Regions from separate parts of the Mus musculus genome. Here region 2 is linked to region 1. The links are chromatin loops, found by intact Hi-C in ENCODE. Cell type or tissue: left cerebral cortex. All regions are shown on one strand. Links, peaks and the distances in the headings refer to the core of each region. The heading gives the core; the rest is flanking DNA. Region 1 holds the start of Gm40287 (a long non-coding RNA gene). Region 2 has its middle 44 kb from the start of Mir6387.

What was found. Hi-C counts contacts between places; a loop is a spot of excess contacts. Peaks named below come from ENCODE experiments on the same cell type or tissue, not always from the same donor. Only the 100,000 strongest peaks of a DNase experiment are listed, where the experiment ranks them.
Region 2: a loop joins it to region 1, with 2.6 times the contacts of the local background. A loop is called at or near these places in 2 of 42 quality-filtered maps.

What each region holds. Positions count from the first base shown.
Region 1 is chr12:15,601,809-15,610,620 of GRCm38, reverse strand. Gm40287 (a long non-coding RNA gene) reads right to left here and starts at 4,288. Exons shown (of 6, transcript XR_872503.1): 1 at 4,118-4,288. In left cerebral cortex, for the core only: CTCF peaks have their summits at 4,365 (motif pointing left) and 5,801 (motif pointing right); DNase peaks (open chromatin) are centred at 2,988, 4,335 and 7,115.
Region 2 is chr12:15,752,963-15,761,774 of GRCm38, reverse strand. No RefSeq gene overlaps it. Among named protein-coding and RNA genes, the nearest start is that of Mir6387, 44 kb to the left of the region's middle. In left cerebral cortex, for the core only: no CTCF peak of the experiment used is centred there; DNase peaks (open chromatin) are centred at 832, 2,201, 2,704 and 4,224; H3K27ac peaks cover 1,910 bases.

The DNA of each region.
Region 1 (8,812 bases), core at 612-8,611:
GCTCTGGTGTAGATGCTAAAATATCAAGATGCCCATGAGCATTCCTCAAATGGACTGGTGCTTTACAGGGAGAAAAAGAGCAAAGTCTGGTTATGAAAATTAACAAGGAGATAGTGTTACATCAGAACTTTGAAGGACACATCTTAGAGGTTAAGTGTACAGATCCACACACCAGGACTTAATTTGGGCATTTGGCTCCTCTTTGAAAGTAACAGATGGTCCTGGGGTCGGGTGTGAAAGGAAGGGCAGGCAATGCATTCTATGAACTGGGGTGCAAGGTGCAGAGAATGCCGCTGTCCTGGGCACTTGTCCTCCTGTTGTGATAAAAGAATTTTAAAGAAAGAGGGGATTGTTTGACCTGACAGGTTGAGGGAACCCTCAATCCTATTAAGGAAGTCAAGGACCTTGATATATCTAATTAGGAAACAAGGGATCCCATGGCACTGGGGTGCAGAGAATTGGGAGGTAGAAGCTAAATACTGGGGATTCAGGGTCTGCATTGTGAGAAACAAAGATCCTCAATATTATGAGCACTGGATCTAAAAAGGCATGAATACGCTATGCAAAAATATGAGTATCAACCCCTGGAACAGAGAGTCATGTAAGCAAAGCAGTGATAGCTGCTGCTGTTGTGCCAGCGCCTGCTTCCTAGAGAGCCATTTGTACCATCTCTGGCTTTCCTGACTGGACCATGTGCTATTTAGGATGCAGACATATTCGGTTTGCCTTATTTTTCCTGCAGAAGTAGATCATTGGTACAATGATCAATGGCGTCTGTACTGCTTACTTCACAAACCATCTAGTCCAACCGCTGGCTCAATTAAATTTGCCAGTGAAAGCCAAAGGATTTTGAATGACCTATTTCAATCACTGCATGATAGCATCCCACCCTATACGCTAGCATCCACACAGCATATCCAACCCAGGTTTCCTGACACTCACTTCTGTCCAGTTGCTCCTATTCTGTCTATGCTGCCCAATTTAATCTAAAAATAAGCAACAGTTTGAACATGAGAAGAACCTGGAGATTGGAGACAGACATCTACTTATAAAATCAGACTTTTACAGTTGTAATGACTCATTTGTATAGCAAAGTGTAAATCCATGGGAACTTTGTATAAACCTCTCCTCATCGTCTCGACAGAGCAGAAGTTAATATATGATCTTAACGACTCAGTCTCAAAGATACTCTGCTCTGTAGCAAGCTTTGGTGATCTTGGGAGGAGTCCCACCTCAGGGTCAGAGGTGCAGAGGCTCCGTATTGCTGTCCTATCTGCTGGCTCACCTTTCCCATTAAGAGACTGGAAACATAATTAGGAGACAAGCACCACAGATGCTACCATTTACAACATCCAGAAGAAGCCGTTGAAATGGGTAAGACATGAAAGGATAATTTTGCTTATACAAAATAGCAGACTGCAAACTAACACCAAGAAAAACAAACAGGCAGATGGAAAGAGTGGAGAAGACATTGGCACAGCTGTGTGCAGGATTTAGACACCCAGATGCGATATAATTTTTTTGGAGGGGGTGAGTAGTATCTAACAGAATATTCTGAAAACAAACAAAACAAACATATTGAAGAGTACTGAGCCCTTCATCTTCCCACGCACAGGTTGATCTTTTCCACAGGCATCTATTTCCTCATATCATGGTTTTAGAGGGTCATTTCCTGGGGGATGGATGAAGAGAGCACAAGGACAGTCAAGATAAATAAGCGTCCATCCTAGCAGAGAAAGCAGCAGCAGTAAAATCAACAGCTGTGATTGCCATGGGAGAAGAAAAATGTAATGTTATCTAAAAGACAGTGAACATCGGGGTTAGTGCTATCAGCTGTTCTCTTCACATAGCTGCACAAGTGCATGGCTGCCTTATTTTCCACGGGGGGAGGGGGAGGGAGAAAGGGAGGAAAGAAGGGAAGGAGAAAGAGAGAGAGGGGGAGGGAGAGAGGGAGAGAGAGAATGGGAGGGAGGGAGGAGAGAGAGGTAAGAAAGGAAGGAGGGAGAATAACCTAGAGAAATAGAGGAAAAAAAGGGAGAGAGAGAAAGTGGAATGGGGAAGCAGGAGGGGAAAAAGGAAGGAGGAGGGAGAGGAAGGGATGAGAGAGAGATGGAGAGGGAGTGAGTGAAGGAGAGAGAGAGAGAGAGAAAGAGAGAGAGAGAGAGAGAGAGAGAGAGAGAGAGAGAGAGAGAGAGAGAGAGAGAGAGAGAGAGAGAGAATGCTCAGACTTGAAGAGGGGACAGGAAGTGAGATTCATCACTCACTGAGAGTTTCCACTATTTCTAGGCCGCTGGGATGGAAACTGCAAATATCATCTTCATTAAAGCCTACTCTTTAAAAAATGACAGCAAATTAACAAAACAACATAATAACAATAGCGCCCTCTCTGATGAACTGGCCTAGTTATATCTCAGAGTCCAGAAGCTGAAACTGTAGGAGGAGCATCAAGGGTTTAACCTGGGGTCTCTGCTATACCCTAGAGAATACACTTTAACCAGGAGAATCATCAGAAAAATACTTCTGCTACATGAAACCAAAGGGAGCAGCAATAGTTATTTTGTAAAACTAAGCAGGAAGTTCTGTTAGGCAAAGGATCTGCTTGGAAGGTGCGTTTACTATCAGGCCACTGTAACAACCTGTCCTTCACTACTCTTAAATTTGGCCTGTCTGTCTGTCTGTCTGTCTGTCTGTCTGTCTATCTGTCCGTCCATCCATTTTTGTTTTCCTTTTATTGAGAGCCTCTGGAATAAAAGACATTAAAACTTTCTCATCTTCGTATCAATGTAGGAACGCTTAACTCTGCTTGGAATTCCTGCTTGGCCAGTCTGTAGGAGGCCTTACTTATAAGAGTTCAACGTACAAAACAGAGCAAGCCCAGAATACATGATGGTAAAGAGGTGGTCTGGCATCTGCCAGCCAGTATCTAAGCAGTTCCTCATCAGAACTGGTTCTTTTGTCCTTGAAGTCTCAGGATGCTATTTGGCACTTTCCCATCGCCGCCTTGTATGCTCACAATATCCTATGTTTCAGAATGATGATAGCATCCATTCCCAGAGCTATTTTTACTCAGGTATGTTTTTGTCTCCTCTTCCTTGAAGTGGTCTGGCCATGTGAAGTGAGTCCTTATTTTAAACAAAATAGAATGGTTCTTTCTAAACTAAGATTTTCTCATCTGTAATGTACAGCTCTTAAAGCTTCTTGCCCATGCAGTAGATGCTAAGGAATGTTGCTTCCTCTGTCATCTACTCTGTTTTCCTTCCCCAGAAGAGCACAGCACTGGAGGCCAGAGAGTACCAGGTCCTCTGGGATGGGATGTGTGCTGACCCATGGGTCCCCTGCCTGGTGCTACAGCGGGGGAGGTAGAGTTCTCATATCTCCAAGTATGCATCCTTTCATGGGAAGATAGACATTGTAACTTGTGCATTCTGCATTCCAGTTCATGAGTTGTTCTCAGCAGCTATTCTGGGGAAGGGGAAAGAAAATCTCACAACACTTTCCCTAGAGAAGAGATGCCAATGTCAACTGTTAGAAAATGTCATTAAAGCAAATGAGAAACGGGTTGAGGACATTTTTATGAGCCTAGAATACTGAGCTTGGAGGTTTTATGGAGACCACAGGAAGTCAGAGAGACAATCACACTCATAACCTTTTTTTAGAGTCTGGCAGTGATCAATCTTTGTGCTCAACAAGAGTGTGCTTTGGAAAAGGGAAGTTATCATTGGGGACCACATAGACTTTTTCACAGAGCTGTGGACTCAGTAGAGAAAGAGTTTTCCAAGACGAGTTACTGTGGGCTCATTAACCAAATCCTTTCAGAATTGCAGCAAAAGCCCTCCTTCATGATCTCAGCACACACCAGGAACTAATCTTTGGAGAATGCTCTCTGCTGAAATCAAAGTGTTTGTCATGTGACACAGATAATCTCTGCCTATCAGTTTTCTTCTTTCTTCGTATGACAAAATGAAACTCAGAAAGTCCAATGCTTTGTCCTCATTCAGAAATAACAAGAGGTGGAATCTGGATTGAACTCATTAGTCTCTCCTTAATCATACTCCCTCCCCAGCCAGCCCTAGAGAGGCAGACAAATGGCAAAAGTGGGAAATAAAACTATACTTACGGAATTGTCCCGAAGTGAAATTCCAAGGGTTTATTCTTAGGGTCGCAAGGTCAGCATGGATACTTTCCTTTATAAACCAGGAGTTGCTCTGAATATATTCATGCACAGGGAGATAAATTCATTTCTAACGCTTTGTTTTCTGGCTTTAGAGTCTTGCAGATGTGTTTTCCCTAGAGCCTTGGAAGATGATGCAGAATATTCCTGAAATGCTTTGCTCTCCTATTTACACTGACATCTCGTGGTAGCATTCTGTGACTGCAGTCTTCATTGTCTCAGCTGTCAACCTTTGCATTCCATCATCAATTGTTTAATGCATTAATTGAACTAGAAGTATTAATAAATACTTGATAGGTACCAGGAATTGTGTAGAGCATCAGGCAATGTTAAAACCTGATCATAGAAAAACTGTAAGAAAAACCAAATAGGAAATTATTCTAGGAACTCAACATTGATAAATATAAGACCTATAATCTAGTCTGCATGCCCCATGGGTAATTCTGTAGATTCATTAATAATTGTACCATTTGGGGGAATTTACTGTCTTTTCATTGACTGTAACTTGCAAGGATCATCACACAGATTTTAGATTTGAAACAACCAAAACGAAATCATCTCATTTAGAAACACAAGAATAAGGCTAGGGTTTTGAACTTTAATTTTCACCAAATATCAAAGTCATAAGCTTACCTCATGTGATCAGGCAACACTGAAAGATTCATTCAAATGATTGGGTGCGGTTCAAATGGTTCCTGAAGAATAATTGAATCTACTCCTAAAGAAATGGCTCTGCTGTTAAGTGTGTTTGCTGCTCTTGCAGTTAACCTAACCTGTATATTCTTGGTCCAGGGAATCTGATGCCTTCTTCTGTCCTTAATGGACACCTGCACGCAGGTGCGTATGCCCACACATCAACATACACACATACACACATGCAAAAGTAAATCTTTAAAAGCAACAAAACTCTATACCATGCTATTTAGGCCATAAAAGAAAGGAATTATCAGATCTCCTGTGTGGGTGACATCTCCTGTGTGGTGACATCCTCTTCATCTTACTTTAATGCACCAACCTAAAAGCCCGCTATGTTTGTGCATGTGTTTTAACTCATTTTCTTCTACAAATCCCTAAATACATGAATACATAAATAAAAAGAAGCTCATGGTATGTGTACCGTTTTGTAACTTGCTTATTTTGTCAAACTTGCTAGTTTTCTTGCTGTATTGCAACTTATTTGGACCATATTTGCAGTATCCAAGCAACACTCACAGTTACATGTGTGAAAAAGAACACCAGGCAGGCTGGGCTAGTGTTGCTGTTTAGGATTCCACAGGAAGGCAAAGCCCTGCACTCACCAGGACCCTGTGTAGAAACGGCCCCAAGCTCATTCACATGAGCCAAGATTTAGATTGCCATCGGACTCAGGACCCTTTTCCTGTGGAATGCTTTTCAGGGACAGCTTTTAGGTTTTGAGGCTGTTTGGAGGCCTCTCTTAGGAATCCATTTGTCTGAGAGATCAGGATCCATGGCTCATTCCCCGATGTTCTCTTCTGCTGTTATCTAGGGACATATCTCAGCATTTGAGGACTCTTGTCACTACATTAGACCTTTAAAGCCCACACAACTAATTGACCTTAGTTACATCTTTAAAACCCCTTTGACATCCATGGAGATGGCAGCAGGGGGCACTAGTCATGGGCTTCTGTAGAATTCTGTAGGAACTAGCACTCTTTTGGGGCTGCAGGCTTAGCTCTGTTTGCAGAGTTTTTACTTAGTACACCTTAAGTCCAGGTTTCCATCTCCATTACCACATAGATCAAGCATAGCTACCTAGTGCTGTGGTCCCAGAGCTCTGAAGATGGTAGAGACAGGAGGATCAGAAATTCAATAGTATTTTCAGTTACTTAGAAAGTTTAAGGCCGCGCCAGGGATACTTTAGATGATGTCTCTAGCAAACAACCCAAGGGCTATCATCCTCTCAACACGTGCGTGGAAAGAGTCTACTCTGAGCTCCATAGCCACAGCAGTCACTCACCATCCATGGAGCTGATATGCTAATACTGGAGGAAGGCAAGTGTCTTCTATGTCATGTTATTAAGCATGCCTGGTGTCTTTAGGCTTGTCGGTCATCTGCTCCTGTTCTGACATACAAGACTTCAAACATGTCCTCAGCGACTGAACATGTCCTGGTCCTCTCCTATCTTTCTGATCCATTTCACTTGAGACCCCACCTGCCAACTTCGTTCATCAGCTGGGCCATTGAGAATGCATCCGGCTTTACCTTCCTGTATTTCTCCACTCAAATCTCTTTACTATTTCACTCCAGCTTCCCATGGTAACCTAACACCTGCCTCAACATTAAGAGTCACGTCTGGCATCATCTAGACTCTCCTCTCATAAGCACAGGGAGAGCAAGCTAATGACATCTGCCTGTCTCCTTATGCAGTCACTATTGCCAGTTCCAAGGATGCTCCTGTGCTCTGGTGATGTGTTTAAAAAGATACACGTTTTTCTGACAGCTTGGCATAGGTGAATTCACAGTTCCTATTGAGCAAGAATCATAGAACAATCTAACACATCTGTGCTTTCATGTGCTCTAAATCCTATTTAACTCACGCCCTTGCTTTTATCTGTATACACTTCCCTCCTTTAGTTTCCCCTTTCTTGTCTTCCACTTTGATGGGAGCCCTCAAGCCAATTGGTTCTTTGCTGTAGAGGATAGATGATACTTCCTTTCAGGATAGTTTTCATACTAGTTAATCGCAGCACAGGATGGGAAATTTTTTTCTCCTATTGCTAATTTTAGCATCTCAAAACTAAAAACAGTAGGACTTCTTTTACTTTTCTAACTGAAAAGAGTATCTTTGCTACTGTTTTCATATGCACGAATTCTTCCTGGAGACCAGGGGCTATAGTTCCTGGGAGAAAAGAAGGAATTTTCATTGAAAGTGTTCTGCCTGGCTCTGCAGACCTCTCTGAAATTAACTTCACATGTTATCCAGGCCACTCTATGTTGCCACGGAAACCGACATGTCAGCTCAGCAAAAAATAAGAAACAGATAAGTAAGAAACCGCAGATGCTACAACCTTTTTTTCAATTTCTCTTTTGTCTTTGTACAGGTGTGTGTGTGTGTGTGTGTGTGTGTGTGTGTGTGTGTGTGTGTGTGTACGTGATATGTTTATAGGCATAGGAGTGTGCTTCCTTTTCAAGTATAAGCCTGAATGAGAGCTGATTGTCAAAAAACCACATTGGTATGTGTGTGTGTGTGTGTGTGTGTGTGTGTGTGTGTGTGTGTGTGTGTATGTGTGAGATTTTTCCTGGGACCCCTCTATCCTGCATCCTGTCTTCACAACTCTTGAAACTCCTTTAGATAGTTGGTCCAGGCTGTGGGACTAAAAAGAGAAACTTTTTTCTATTAATAACTAAATGATGTTTTAAGAAAAGAATTAAAAAAAATGGTTATATAAGAAGAAAGCCCACTATTGGCCTGAGAACTAAGCCACATTCCACAGAAGAGAAAACAAAAAAGCCATAGTCAGTGTTTAGCTAATGCCTCCGCTGTTAGGCCAGGTCTGCTGCAGCCCAGAACCAGGGAAAACATTTCATTGAGTTCTCAGAGAGTTGTGTAAAGGTTCCTGTTTCAGCCATGTCAGGGAGTTACCCATTAGACAGTGCAGTCAAGTTACACTTCAGTTTGAAGAAAGGTCTATTGAAAAGGCCAGTACCTGCCTTATACTCACTGAATTATTCATCTTAAGAGGGTGGCAAGATGGGACAAACTCTGAGCTCCCCATGTGATCTCAGCAGCTTCATCTGCCCTGGTGAAATGTACTTACCCGGGTGTGTATAGCTATAGCTGAAGCCTGGAGTCTCAGTCCCTTAGAGACGAAGTAAAGCAGTTAGTTAGTTAGAAGTTAAGCAGAGAGTGAGTGTATACTAGTCACTGACCCAAATGCTACAGGAATATGATGTGCTACCCAAAGATTATAGACACAGACCTGAGACCCAGTGGGGGTCAAAGATGAGGTCACAGAATAAGAGGCTGGTATGAGGTTGCTGGCCACCATGTCCTATGCTCCTTTCTCCAGTGCTCATTGTGTGTCATTTCTAGAGGGACACACACCGTTGTCCAGGTGCCCTACTTTTCACTCTGTAATTCTTCCCTGGTATTCTCACATGTATAAATGATCTGCAAAGAAACCACTAGAGAAAGTGTCAGGGGGTCCGGGAAGGGCTATATCTGTTTACCAGGCAAATGAGCTACCCATTGAAGATGAGCCATGGGAAGAGCATTGAGACACAACTTCCTTGTTTTCTCCCTCCCTTCCTCCCTCCCTCCCTCCCTCCCTCCCTCCCTCCCTCCCTTCCTTCCTTCCTTTCCTCCCTCCCTCCCTCCCTCCCTCCCTCCCTCCCTCCTTCCTTCCTTCTTTCCTTCCTTTCTTCCATTTTCCTTTTATTATTCTTTCTTAATGAATAATTTTTGAAAATTCATTCTGTTTCAAAAAAACTTCTGCTCTTGAGTACACGACTAAAAAATGCAAGTGCCTATACTTTGAATTATCTTTTTGTTCATCTTGTTGACATAGCAGTGTGAGTGCTTGTGTGTTTGTGTGTGTATATGTCTCTGTGTGTGAAGGTGTGTGCATTTGTGTATTTATGTGTGTACATGTGTGTGCATGCATGTACATGAGTACATG
Region 2 (8,812 bases), core at 188-8,187, 150 kb before region 1:
TGAAGAGTGTCCAGAGGCCATAGCCAGTTGTGTTGAGAGAAACAGAAGACCTTTCTTTGATGAAGAGATTTGGACAGAGACAATAGTGGGCAACGGATGCTATTTATACAACACCCATCTGGTGAGCATTCTGGGTGCTTCCCTTCAGGCACACACTGAAACACAGCAGGTTTTCAGGCTAAGGACTGTCTGCCAGTGTTGAGCAGCCTAGAAGAGTGTGTTGCTCAGAACTACCTAACTATATGGAGGACCATCTGACACAGACCTCTTTTTCTTCCACATCATGTTCATCATTGTCAGACAGTGCACAGAGCCGTTCTATGCTATGTGCTAGGTGGTTTTGATATCTTGCTGAGTAGTTGTCATGCAGTCAGTATCTAGATGAGGTGGTATACATAAAGATGAAGTAACATACTCCAGAGGCATGGGATACTTTGGCTAGCTGACGCAACTATAGTCTCTGCCAGCTTTACATAGGTGGTAGGTGCTGTGCCTCTGATCTCACAGCCCAGGCAGGTTCATGCCGTGCTTCACACTCTTTGCCCCTGACTCACTGTTTCTTCCTGGAGGGGAAAAATCCTAAAATTTATCTTCCTAGAGAGCCAAGAAGACTGCTGCTCTCATTGGCCCACACAAGAGATGCTATGTCGCTTCAGTTCCCTGGAATTTGCAGGCAAATGTTACCCGGTTTTTTGTTTTTTTTTTTTTTTTTTTGGCAAAGCTAGAAGAACATGCCATATTCACAATGCCTGACTAGAGTACTAGGAAATGGGGCCCCCTCCTCCTGCCACCTCCAACTTCCTCTGCTCTCTTTCTGTCTTTCCATTCTTCCTACAAGTACCTCCGGGCCTGGCCAACGGCTTCACATCCACAGCCAAAGGAACAGCACTTCTGGCTCTTCCATGCTTTTTTGGAAGTCCCGTGGGAGTCTCTCTGGGTGTGGTGAAAACCTAAAATGTTGTCTGTCAAGGTTAGCCTGGCACCCTGCAAGTGACAGGAAGAAAAAGAGGGTCAGTACACGGTCTCAGAGCCCTTTGAAAGCCTTTCTCCAAGATAATGGAGGAGAATATTAGAGACCTCAGACCTACCTAAATCTGGAGGACCCCAGAAAAATCAGCACAATTTAGCTTTCCTGTAAGCTCATCGGAAGGAAAGCCAGGAACAAATACAGAGGGGAGAAAGGAGTGGAAGCATCCATCATTTCCTGCCTTCCTAGAGGGGATGGGTCTCTCCCAGGGACAGTGCTCTGGACTAGACAGAGAGGCAATGTAGTTAGTTCAGACTTCTCGTGGAACAGGCTGTGACTCGGCAAATTGTTTGTCTCTCTGGGTCTAAAAAAACATTCCTTGACATTCTAAATTTCCACCCAGGCCTGTTATGAAAGCCAATTTTAACTGTCAATTGATTAGATTTAGAAATATCAAGGACACTAAAATATATACCTTTGGGTGTGTCCATGAAGATATATGTCCAGAAATAGTCAACTGATGAGGGCAGACCCTCCCTTCCTTAAATGTATGGGCAGCATCATGTGTGTGGACCTTTGACTGAATAAGTAGAAGAGAGGGATAAAGTGGTGAGTGCTGGCATTCCATGGTCTTGCTTCTGAATCCATTAGGAATCAGTCCCATCAAGAGGAGTCCCAGGTCTGTGTTCCATCATGAGTAGACATAGCCTCTTTAGTTATGAACCAAAAGGAAACTTTCCCCATTTCACTGTTTCTCTCAGGTGCTTAATCTCAAGAAAGAGAAAAGAAGTTAATACAGGTAGAGAGACTCACTATAGACCAATGCATTCTCACTCTTTAATCTGAGTTAACAATAGTGGGGTCCAATGCATAGTTTTATGATGTGAACTCTGTATGAGAGTTTCTCTGCTGGCTCTGAGTTAAAAAACTTCACAGGTTCTCATTCCACCATTAGACCCCTGTTTTCTTAGGACACGAATGTGGATTAAGAAGACCATCATTGGTCAATGGTCACCTTGAGCCATTAGCACTGATGATTGGACTAAGTGTGTGAGTGGAAGAGAACAAATGGGAAGAAGAGAATATGTGAAGAGGTAGAATGGATGGCTGTGTTGTGTGTGCAGTTTTCAGTTAAGTCTTCCAGCAGGACCAGTTTGCATCATGGAGGAGAATTACATTATTTAGTGGAGTTTGGTGAAGTAACTTAGTAATGACTGTCAAGGGAGAGAGTGCTAGTTCTGGATCTACCACTAACTGACACACATCCTCCCACTTTCTGCTTCTCTACAAAATGAGGCATGTACAAAGTCTTTGCAATGATTGTCTTGTACAAGAGTGTTCTGCTTATTTCTGCTGGTCCCCTGTAGAAAAACACACGGCCACTCAGTATGCTTAAGTTGGTTGGAGAGAGAATTAAAGAAGGAAAGAAACAATAAAGGAAGAAAGAAAGGAAGGAAGGGAGGGAAGGAGGGAGGAAGGAGAGAATCAGTAGTTTCTAATGAACAGCATAGGAAAGCTGAATATAAAAGACGCTAAGAAGACAGAGAAAAAAGCAAAGAAGAGACCAAGACATGGGACAAAAGAGAAGCAAGAAACCAGAGAGACATAACACTGTGGCACTTGGATGCATTTCTAGGCAGCTGCCACCCTGCCATGCCTGGCATGGGCTCCCATCCTCATAGTGATACAGTGTGATGACTTCCTGTGAGGAGAAGCTTCTGTGCCTGGAGCTGATCACATGCCCTGCCTTTCTGCACAGTCACTGCTGTCTCTGTAGAACACTGGAAGTGGAATAATTAACACTTGTTCCCTTGCCAGTGGTGCAGCAGAAGAAACGGGCTCTGAAGCCTACTGCCTGACTGATGGATTGCTGTCCTGCTGTGCTTCCTAAGGGATTACCCGTGCATCCCCACTTCTTGGCAACATAGAGTCAACATGGGAACACTCTGGACATTGGGTTATCTAAGCATGGATCTCGTAAACAAACAAACAAACAAACAAACAAACAAACAAAAAACCCAAAAACACAGAGATCAAACTATGCCAGGAGATGTGTGAGAGAGATCATAATGAGTGTGACAATAGATAGCAAAGCTCTTTCAGAATCATCATCAATGGATGAACCTCTCCTCTAATGAATGCATTTTAGCATCACACTAACTTAATGCAAACCCTATGGGACGTCTTCACTTCCAGCAAAGAATTTAATTTTTCGGAACCTTCATGTTTTTACATACAAGGGATGATGGTCCAATCTTGTTGAAGCATAATGAGAATGAAAGGCTTGTCCTGTGCTTGTTGCTCAGGCTCTTTTCCCTGATACCAGGAGAGTCTCAGCAAATGCTGGTTCAATGTCAACCAAAGCATATATATTACTTGACCATCATCATTTTTTAAAAATTTAATAAAAAGTATAGGCTAGAGAAAGAGTTCAGATAGAAAGGCAAGTTTGAGGACCTGAAATAGATTCCAAGGCACCATATAAAAGAAGCCTACCATGGTGGCATGCTCCTATTATCCTGCTGCTGGGAGACAGAGTCATGTGTTGATCCCTGTGGCCAACCTAGCCTTCTTGGCAAAATCTAGGCCATTGAGAAAGCCTGTCTCATTGACAAAGTGGGTGGTGCCTGAGGACAGCCAAAGTTGTCTCCTGGCCTCTGTACACCTGTGTATATACACATATACAAATCTTATATGCCAAACAGTCAGAAAGAAGTAGAAACAACCAGCAGCCAGGGAGGTGCTGTGGCATTGACTCTCTAGCTGAGGGCAGCAAAATTCTTCCTCCAGGCTCTATTTTCTATTGACTTACTTAGCTTTGATGTTAGCTCAGATGTGCAAATTTCCTTCCTCTAGAGCAGTGGTTCTCAACCTGTGGGTCACAACCCCTTTATTAGACACTTACATTACGATTCATAACAGTAACAAAATTACAGTTCTGAAGTAGAAGCCAAAAATAATTATATTGTTGGGGGTCACCACAACATGAGGAACTGTATTAAGGGGTTGTGGCATTAGATTGGTTGAGAACCATTGTCCCAGAAAGATGTTTGTGGGGGCTATGGTATCCCTGGCATGATCATGTATAGCTTTTGCTAAAAATCTTTGAGCTTCAGCCTAATCGTCTTAAAGTGCAGTTTTTACTCTCTTCTGCACAACTTCTGTTTCCTCCCTCAAACTTGGAAAAGTATTTTTGTATTCTTCTATTTCCTGCCTTTTCTTACCACGTTTTCGAAGGAGAATCAGCTGTTCATACCATCTGGTCATCGTCTTACGGCTTAGAGCAGAATGTTTGGTGATATGAAATGCGGTGATTTTCACTTCAGGTACACAGCCACGGATGAAGAGAGTCCCAGACTCTTCATGTCATCTTGCTGAGTTAAGTTGATACTGAGTGAATGGCAGTCGATTACAGGGCTTACCATGGGACTATCCACATAGATGTTAACACATTTACAGTCACTCAGACAGACAGCACAAAACAAATGTGAAGTAAGGGAGATCAGGCTTCTAATTCCACCTCTGTTACTAACTTGCTGGGTGGTAGTTGAATAATTACATAATTCTATAGAGGAGGTTGTATTATTTTAATTTACAGATAACAATTCTGAGGTATGGTACTGCTAGTCTTTGCTCTGGACACCACATTATTATTGTCTTGGGCAAAAAATGTTCACATTTATTTCTGCTAGTCTCCAAATCGAGAACCCCCAAGTTTAGGTTTGAAGAGAAGGCCATCCATGTGGTTGCATCTTACTTCATGTTATTGTGACTTAGATGTGTAATGTCCCCCATAGGATCATACATTCCAGCACTTTGTCTCCCTGTGACTGGTGATGTTATGAAAATTGTAGAACCATTTAGACACAAGGGTTATGGTTGTAGGGGTGGGGCTAGGTGGTTATAGCCTGGACTTGGGTTCAGTCTAAGATCTCTGCTTTCTTATCCACCAAGATATGAGAAAGGTTCACACCCCCTGCTTCCATAGACAGGAGGAAAACTCACCTCTCATGCCTTGCCAGCATGGTAGATTCTGCTCCCTGAACCATGAGCCAGAGATTCCATCATGTGAGTCACAATTAAATTATGGAGAGATGCTGAAGAACTCTTTTAATTAGGTAGTCTGAATATGAAGTACTTCTCAAGAGTTAACTACTAAATGGGGGGTTTACAAGATAAGAGGTAACTAGGGGAAGAACCTAGGGATGCTAACTCTAGGATTTGCATGGCAATGGCTGTGACTGTAGCCTTTCAAGTGAGAGAGTACAACATCATCTATTGATGGACGAACACTCATGGAAAAGGGTGAGGGAGATACCAACCAGACTGCAAATGCCCATGTGGGCTTTATAGACAAACTAAAGTGATGGAATGTTGGGAAGTGACTATCCCCTTACTGTGAATAACATGAATTTTATATATCAATTTTCCAGAGACTGAGTAAGAAAAGATTTATAGGAATCAGGAGAAAACAGAAAACTATTTAAGGAATGAAACAGAAAAATGATTAGGGATAATAAGCTTGGCTGAGGTCATTAAAGACTGAAGATTAGGAAGCTTCCAGTTGTATTTCAAATATGCTCATGTGAGGAACAACATCCTTCTAACAATATCAGTGGAGAAATTTTAAATGTTGGAGATAGTAGCTAAAAGATGGCCTGAAGGAGCCGAGGCATGGAAGAGGAGACAGAGTAAGGGCAGAAGGAGGAAAAAGAATGAGTAACAGTGTCAGAAGACACTGAATGATCCAATCCAGTCAATATGGGGGAAGGGAGGAGAGGTTTGATGAAGGGGTGGACATGAGGATGGAGGGATATTTCCTACTGAGTGACTGAGTACTATAGAAGGGCAGTCAATGTGCAAACTATGAGAAAGGTATTGACCAAGAGGAAGCAGATAGACTGCTGGACATCTCACTCTATACAGTGTAAGACTTGGGATCTATTATTAGACCCCACACTGGAAAAGAAAAAAGAGATAGAAGAAAATCCAGGGATGATAGTACACACCTGTAATCATAGCACTGGAAAGAAGGACACTGGTGGAAGGAACCCTGGGCTCACGAGATCTCAGTTTAGCCTTCTTAGAGAACACCAGTCTAGTAAGAGACCCTGTCTCATAAGAAGGAAGAAGACAATTGGTAGATAATGACATTGCTTTAACTTCCATATGAAAACACATACAGAAAGACAGACAGACAGACAGACAGACAGACACACCATACCACACACACACACACACACACACACACACACACACTACACAGAAGCAGATCAGTGTATTATGCTGTATGCAGATCAGAAGGACCTCAGATGGTGTCACCTGGGAAATCCCCAGATAGCTGTTGTGACTAGATGAATGGATGGATGGATGGATGGATGTTCTTCTTACAGGGAAGCCCTCTTCTCCAAAGGTCACTGATCAGTTCCTCCCAGGAACCCTTTTTTCTTCAGCTGAAGTCCTCAACCTCCCTCCACTGCCCTCCTTTGTGAGCAGCCCCTATTGTGTGAAGTAAAAGTTCAGGGCTGGGGGTTGGAACAAAGCTTACTGAGGAAATGTTTGCTCTCAAGTGTTGGTGAAATGAGGGCATCACACACTTCCTGGATCTTTTTAGTTTTAAGAACATATCAGTGAACCCCCAGCATCCTAATGAGTTATGGGCTCTTGTGGTTATGTGGAAAGTGTGAAATGAAAGAATCTGCGTTTGAGTGATTTATGACCAGAGAATATCCAGAGACGGTTTCAAATCCCCCTAGGGGCATGTACAGCTCAGACATCATCTCCTGGGTGAGGCCCACCCTTTGCAAACTTGATTGTAAGGTTTCCCCAGTTATAAAAAGTATCCTCCATGCTGGCAGGATCTCACCCAACATGTATTTTATCAAGTACTCTTGATTATTATATTCTAATTTGTTTTCCTGGAGGGAGGTTTGAGAAACAATACTAAGAAGCCAAACAGGAGGAGTCCATCGGGAAAGAACTCCAGTAGTGTCCCCCAGGGACTCATGGCTCATTCCTACAGGAGATTCCATCTTTGAAATGTCTCTGCAAAACTCCCTCCCACCCTACTTGAAATTTCACAGCTGTGAGACAGAGGGACTTTGAAGGGCGGAAAGACAAGAGGAATATTTTTTCTTCCTTCATGGTCCTATTTAACAGTTAGTTCCCAAGTGGTATTAATAAACATTTGAACATCAAAAAGTTAACTTGACATTTCTATATCCTCCCCATTGTCTCTCCATTTTTGCCTTACAAAATGCCTCAGCCTTTATGATTTCTATGTTGTGCTCAGCATTCAAATAGCTTTCTAGAAAACACATGTAAGTTTGTTTATATGTCTAAGAGGGCTATAGAAATATTGGGGTGTTTCAGGTTTTTGTTTTTTGTTTTTTTGTTTGTTTGGTTTTGTCTCTTTCTTTCTTTCTTTCTTTCTTTCTTTCTTTCTTTCTTTCTTTTTTTTTTTTTTGAAAAAGTTTGTAAGCGCGACAGTACCAAAAAAAAAAAAAAAAAAAAAAAAGAATTTAAGTTCTAAAGTCCTTATGTGGGGCATAGGAATTAGCCACGCTGTGGGCACTAGCTTAATCTTGCTTATTTGCATCCCATGTTTGTGTTCTTGAAAGCCAACTATTCTGCCTCAGTTTTCTGATACAGAAAATGATCTTCTCTAGTCATGCTTTTATTCAGAGACTTTTGAGGCTCAAATTAAATGGTACATTGCACATTAGTGTTCTAATTATTATTGATTTCATAATGGTATGTTAGGATATTGTTGTTGTATTCATTGTCATTGTCATCATGACCAAACTGTCCAAGAAAACAACACACACAAAAAAAGAAATTGTCTCTGCTGCTCTGCAGTTTCTGAGATAACAGCCCACTGTGACTAAGAAGCTTGGTGAATATTGCTCTTCTCCCTATGGGAACCAAACACAAGGACAAGCAGAGGAAGAGGACAGAACAAGATAGCTCTATGAAGTGACGTGCCTTCTTTATCTAGGTCCCGCCTCCTACCTTTTACAACTACTCGATAATTCCAACAAATACTGAACCCATCAAGAGATCAGCCCACTCATTAGGCCCCTGAGAGTTCATATGCTTTGGAAAATCCACTAAAGGCAGAAATACCCTAGGCATTTCTTAATCCAGTCAAACTGAAAATGAAGAGTAGCCATCACAGATAAAATATCCACTGTAACAATAATGAAAAGGGTGTGGGGCATGTTGTTGGAAGCTATAGTGGTGAAAGAGTAACAGCAGGTAAGTAACAAGATTTTTTTTTTTAATTTTCTAGGAAGTCACTGATTTAAGGCTGGAAAATCTACAGACACAGAGTAGCGTAAAAAGGGAGCCATGGGAGACCTTGTGAGTACCCAGAAACTTGATGGTCCCTTGTCTCAAAGTCAATGACCCCATGGGAGAGGGGCTTAATCCAGGATTCTGATTCTGTCTATTAGCATGCTGCCATCTCTGCTGGAGAGGCCTTGTGAATGGCATGCTATGCAAACTTGGATCACAGGTGACCTTGACTCAGTGTGATGACGGCACTTGGAACAAGGGATAAAGGACAATAGAATCTTGAGCAACAGTATTCCACATCCTCCTGGACTTACAGTTAAGCAGAGACACGTTGGAGATAATCAGGCCCAACCATAAAATCACAGCCATCATGTTGGTAAAATTGACATAGATGGAACAATGTTTTCATGATCCCCTGAATGATGCCAATTTTAAAGTTCTCACTCACACTTGCCCTATCATCTGGCAATTTAATGCTGGAAAGAACAGCAAAGAAACAGCAGGGTTTGTACCCAGAGGAGCTTGTGACTGAATTCTTCTACCTCATTT